Linked DNA regions of Homo sapiens: region 2 is linked to region 1. A link is an interaction called in ENCODE POLR2A ChIA-PET data of the cell type or tissue named here. Cell type or tissue: Caco-2. All regions are shown on one strand. Links, peaks and the distances in the headings refer to the core of each region. The heading gives the core; the rest is flanking DNA.

The links. Peaks named below come from ENCODE experiments on the same cell type or tissue, not always from the same donor. Only the 100,000 strongest peaks of a DNase experiment are listed, where the experiment ranks them.
Region 2: POLR2A ChIA-PET joins it to region 1 with 7 read pairs; 3 of 35 experiments call an interaction of 5 or more read pairs at or near these places.

The regions. Positions count from the first base shown.
Region 1 is chr12:57,463,551-57,466,462 of GRCh38, reverse strand. It overlaps GLI1 (GLI family zinc finger 1), which reads right to left. Exons shown (of 12, transcript NM_005269.3): 2 at 2,672-2,798; 3 at 2,372-2,464; 4 at 1,595-1,790; 5 at 1,208-1,352; 6 at 767-856; 7 at 538-675; 8 at 74-223. The coding sequence starts at 2,771. Among named protein-coding and RNA genes, the nearest start is that of GLI1, 5.2 kb to the right of the region's middle. In Caco-2, for the core only: no CTCF peak of the experiment used is centred there; no DNase peak of the experiment used is centred there.
Region 2 is chr12:57,397,554-57,400,465 of GRCh38, reverse strand. The region is part of intron 1 of R3HDM2 (R3H domain containing 2); the gene reads left to right. Among named protein-coding and RNA genes, the nearest start is that of R3HDM2, 32 kb to the left of the region's middle. In Caco-2, for the core only: no CTCF peak of the experiment used is centred there; no DNase peak of the experiment used is centred there.

The sequences.
Region 1 (2,912 bases), core at 319-2,818:
TGCCTTGGGCCCTACCTTGAAGGAGAGCCCTGATTTAGGAAGAGACCCTGGACTTGGGACACTGGTGCCTCACCGTGCACTTGTGTGGCTTCTCGCCAGTGTGTCTGCGCATGTGAACCACCAGCATGTACTGGGCTTTGAAGGGCCTCAGCTCCCTGGAGCAGCCCCCCCAGTGGCACACGAACTCCTTCCGCTCCCCGTGGATGTGCTCGCTGTTGATGTGCTGAGGGAGAAGATACAAAGGCTCTCCAAGGCTCTCCCATGACCCTGAGGTCCAGAACAGACCTTCCCTCCACCCCCTGTTCCTCTTCCACGACTCCACCTCAAGGAGGAAGAGGCAGGAGCAATATCATATCTCACATCTCAGGTCTTCCAGCTCCCTAAGGCAAAGCTACAACTTCTGAGCTTCTGCCTACCCAACTGAGCATTCAACCTCAGTCTCCTCTGACCTCCTGCCCTCAGCCGGATTCCACCATGTCCCACTCAGAATCTCCTAAAGGTTCTGGCTAGCCATTCCTGTTACCCCCTGGGGCTCACGTGCACCAGCTGCTCTTGGGAGTCAAATTCCTGGCTGCAGCCATCCCAACGGCAGTCAGTTTCATACACAGATTCAGGCTCACGCTTCTCCTCTCTCTCGAGGTCCTCCCGCCCATCCAGCATCCCCAACAGGGGATCCTAGGGCAAGAGAGGCAATCTCAGGGTCACTTGGGTGACAGCTTTAGTTTTGCTCAGGTCCCAGAGGTAAAGCTCCTGCCCATCCCCTTACCTGTATGCCTGTGGAGTTGGGGCTGGACATATCACCTTCCAAGGGTTCCTCCCGGCACTTGCCAACCAGCATGTCCAGCTCAGACTTCAGCTTCCCCAGGGGAAGAGGTGACGGTGATGAGGGTGGAAGTAAGCAGAAGGAAGAGGAAACCAAGCCAGGTCTTCCTGCCCTAAGTGCCCCCACCCAAGCAGCTGGAACCTCCTGGGTTTGGAAGGGACTTCCTCCTCAGACTACACTGGTGAATGGGATGGGCAAAAGGTGGGATCCCATTTGGAAGCGTCTGACTCAACTGCAAGGAGTGAACCCCAGCACCCACACCTCTTTACTTTTCTAGTACTGAAAACTTATATCCCTTGTCCTTCCTTCACCTTTCCCCTACAAAATCCACCACCCACCCACCCTGAGCTGAGGGAAATCAGGTAGCAATATGGGGACTCTCACCTGGCAAGTTGGGAAGGGTCCCCGGGACTGAGGATGTGGGATCATCCCACCCCGGGCAGAGTCATGGGGACCACAAGGCTGGACCCCAAAGGAAGGCGAGGGCCCTTTTTGGTGATTCATCTGGGCTGGGAATCCCAGAGATGGGCTGAGGAGGAGAGGAGGCAGTTACTTAAGACAATTAGGAAGTCTCAGGAAGGATTGGGCTATTTGGAGGATTTCTGGAAGACTTGGGATTTGTAGTGGTTGAGGCAGTCCCAGGGAAGTACTGAGGAGAGTTGTCTTTGAAATGACAAGGATTCAAATAGGGTTAGGTAGTTTGAGGGCTTGAGACTTTTAATGGACTTGGGTAGGGGCTTTAGGGGCCTCTTGGCCCGGGGCTGACTGCACCTCATGGTGCCAATGGAGAGATGACCGTAGGAGCCTCCTGGAGATGTGCATCGCGAGTTGATGAAAGCTACGAGGGAGCTGGGTGAGGTGCGGATAACCGTCTGCAGGTCCAGGCTGGCATCCGACAGAGGTGAGATGGACAGTGCCCGCTTCTTGGTCAACTTGACTGCACTCCGGGGAGAAGAAAAGAGTGGGCCTGGGGCAGGAGACAGCGGAGACGGATATGGTAAAGGGGCATGTCTCTCCATGCACCTAACCTATGGGTCCTGACTTGGCAAAACCAATGATACTTGATTCTGCTTTGCCCTATTGATGCTATCTGTGACTTTTTTTTTTTTTTTTTGAGAGACACAGAGTCATGCTCTGTAACCCAGGCTGGAGTGCGTGGCACCATCTTGCCTCACTGCAACCTCTGCGTTCCCAGGTTCAAGTGATTCTCCTGCCTCAGCCTCCCCTGTAATCGGCACTACAGGTGCAAGCCACCACGCCCGGCTAATTTTTGTATTGTTAGTAGAGACAGGGTTTCACCATGTTGGCCTGGCTGGTCTTGAATTCCCGACCTCAAGCGATCTTCCTGCCACGGCTTCCCCACAAAGTGCTGGGATTACAGGCGTGAGCCACCGCGCCCGGCCCCATCTGTGACTTCTTGATGGTGCTCTGACGCCTCACATCTCCAAGCATCTCCTCCTCCAAGTGAGATCCCCTGCCCTCCCACTTTCTCTTTCAGAACAAGTCAGAGAGGGGCAGAAAGGGAAGAGGTGTTGCCTGAGCCCTCACCCTCGGTGCAGCTGTTGGTCTCTCTGGCTGGCCCATAACTGTGGGGGCCGGACATGAGGTTAGCTTGGTGGCAGAAGGGCGGGCCAGACAGTCCTAGAAAAAAGAGACAGCTGGAATGGGAATGGAGGATACATAAACCTCACCTTAAAACCCCAGACATGACCTGATCCCAGATTCCAGGTCCATATGACATGGGGCCTCAAATCCTCCTGTAGATAGGAAACTGGCATGGGGTGGGGGTGGGCCCAAGTGGGAGATCTGCCAAATCCTCAAGGCCCAGGGATTGGTATATACACTGACCTTCTGTCCCCACACTGGGGGCCCCCTGACTGGGGAGGGGCCGGAGACAGCAGGGCTCGCCATAGCTACTGATTGGTGGTGGGGTCATCGAGTTGAACATGGCGTCTCAGAGGAGGGTGTGGGGACACTGCAGAAAGGGAAGGTAGGTATAAAGGTGGAGGAAATAGAGACTGTCAGACAGCAGTCTCAGGCACAGAATCCTGGGCAGAACATCCCTGGTATCCCCCACCCCTCTAAGACA
Region 2 (2,912 bases), core at 169-2,668, 66 kb after region 1:
CTAATGCTATCCCTCCCCCTTCCCCCCACCCCACAACAGGCCCCGGTGTGTGATGTTCCCCTTCCTGTGTCCAAGTGTTCTCATTGTTCAATTCCCACCTATGAGTGAGAACATGCGGTGTTTGGTGTTTTGTCCTTGCGATAGTTTGCTGAGAATGATGGTTTCCAGCTTCATCGATGTCCTTACAAAGGACATGAACTCATCATTTTTTTATGGCTGCATAGTATTCCATGGTGTATATGTGCCACATTTTCTTAATCCAGTCTATCATTGTTGGACATTTGGGTTGGTTCCAAGTCTTTGCTATTGTGAATGGTGCCACAATAAACATACATGTCCATGTGTCTTTATAGCAGCATGATTTATAATCCTTTGGGTATATACCCAGTAATGGGATGGCTGGGTCAAATGGTATTTCTAGTTCTAGATCCCTGAGGAATCGCCACACTGGAGTAGACAGTGTTTTTATATGTGAAATAAACAAGATTCTTTGGCAAGTCAGTGACTTGTCAGTCCATCAGGATGAATCAGCGGAAGTCCTAGGTGAGGTGAGAATGTCAGCACAGTGAGCCCCTTGCCCTGAGTTTATCGGGCATCCCATTAAGGTAGCTGTCATAGCTCCTATTTTAGAGAAGAGTAGGAGTCATTGTTCAAGATTTAGCTTACTTTAAAAACTTTCAGGGGGGAAGGTCACTTTTAGTATAATGACACCATTAGAAGTGGCATGTGGCTGTTTTTCAGATTACAGCCATTTTGGTGTGCCCAAGTGTTACCAGTTGTTAGGATCTTTAAAACTTGTCTTCAGGTGACTAGAGGCTATGCTGCTTCTCCAAGTAAGTTTTATTAATTGTCTTGGGTCCTAGACAAGTTAACTGTAGTTTCTGACTTATCTATTGCCTAAACCTGTGATAATTTGATAGAAATAGGAACTAAGAGGTGGCATTTTATTGCAAAAGATGGATGTTGGCTGCTAAATACAGCTGATTAGAAGGCTAGGACAAAGTGTCTGTTTTTCTGGTGACGGGGTCATTATTAAAGCTTTATTTTATTTTATTTTATTTTTTGAGACAGAGTCTCACTCTGTTGCCCAGGCTGAAGTGCAGTGGCATGATCTCAGCTCACTGCAACCTCCACCTCTCGGGTTCAAGCAATTCTGCTGCCTCAGTCTCCCGAGAAGCTGAGATTACAGGTGCACGCCACCATGCCCCGCTAATTTTTGTATTTTTAGTAGAGACGGTGTTTCACCACGCCAGCCAGGCTGGTCTCAAACTCCTGACCTCCTGATCCACCCACCTCGGCCTCCCAAAGTGCTGGGATTACAAGTGTGAGCCACCGTGCCTGGCCTAAAGGTTTATAGAACGCTTCAGTAGTCAGATGGCTGAGTTCAGCTCCTTTCCACTCCTGTGAAGTTATCTTTAAGACATTTGGAATCCTTCATAGAAGTCTTATCAGCAGTGATTCTCTTATAGGTGTTTGCTACTTGGGTCAATTTAGCCTAAATGGTTCTAAGCTGTGAAGCACTCTTCAATGCTATGCTGGTAGCCAGATCTTTGACAATTGCTGCTGCCTCAGAAGATTGGATTTGGGCCCCACAGAGGCAGAGAACAGTTAACTGCCAGATATGACTGCCATCTTATTTTCCAAGTGTAAATTTTACCTTCTGAGAAAGGAAGAGAGGGCTGGGTGCGGTGGCTCACGCCTCTAATCCCAGCACTTTGGGAGGCTGAGGTGGGCGGATCACTTGAGGTCAGGAGTTTGAGACCAGCCTGACTAACATGGTGAAACTTTGTCGGTACTAAAAATACAAAAATTAGCCGGGCATGGTGGCGGGCACCTGTAATCCCACCTACTTGGGAGGTTGAGGCAGGAGAATGGCTTGAACCCAGGAGGTGGAGGTTGCAGTGAGCCGAGATCACGCCACTGCACTCCAGCCTGTGTGACGGAGTAAGACTCCATCTCAAAAAAAAAAAAGAGAGAGAAAGGAAGAGAGATTTCTGAGGATACAAGGCAGATTGTTAGAATGAAGAAAAGAACAAGGTTTTGACAGTTTGGCCATTTTATTGGCTATACAAATAAGTTTTAAACACCTTAAGAAACCCAAGTTTACCTCAGAGGAAGTAACTTCTTAGCTTTGTAAATGCACCAAACAATTAGAAAACTGTTTCAGTGCTTATCATGTGTCAGACACTGTTTAGAATTGCAGGTACAGATACGAACAAGGTAATAAAATATTTCTTTTTCTTTTTCTTTTTTTTTTTTTGAGGCAGAGTCTCGCTCTTTTGCCTAGGCTGCTGGAGTGAAGTGGCATGATTTCGGCTCATTACAACCTCTGCCCCTCTCCCCTGCCCACCCCCACCACCAGTTTCAAGCGATTTCCTGCTTCAGCCTCCTGAGTAGCTGGAATTACAGGTGCCCACCACCATGCCCAGCTAATTTTTGTATTTTTAGTAGAGACGGGGTTTCACTGTGTTGGCCAGGCTGGTCTCGAACTCCTGAGCTCGTGATTCGCCCGCCTTAGCCTCCCAAAGTGCTGGGATTATAGGCGTGAGCCACTGTGCCCGGCCCACAGTATTTCACTTTTAATTATGATATGATTACAATTAGGGCAAGAAAGTCAAAATTATGTTGCTCTTGATTCTCTTAATCAGAATTAGAGAGTGAACTCTTGGTGTGACAAAGCTCTTAGTGTGAACCCACTGTGCCCACTTAAAAATTAGATGTATCTGGGAATGGCTTGAGTGCCAATGGGGAAAGGAAACTAGTAAATATTTTGCATAGGGGGGAACAAGGTATTACATGGGAAAAAGTTTACCACAGGAGGAGTGTTTTAGGACCAGCACTAGTGGTGAAAAGGGGAAAGGCAATATCCTCTGGCCATTCCTTCGCAACTTTAGCCAACTACTCCACATTCC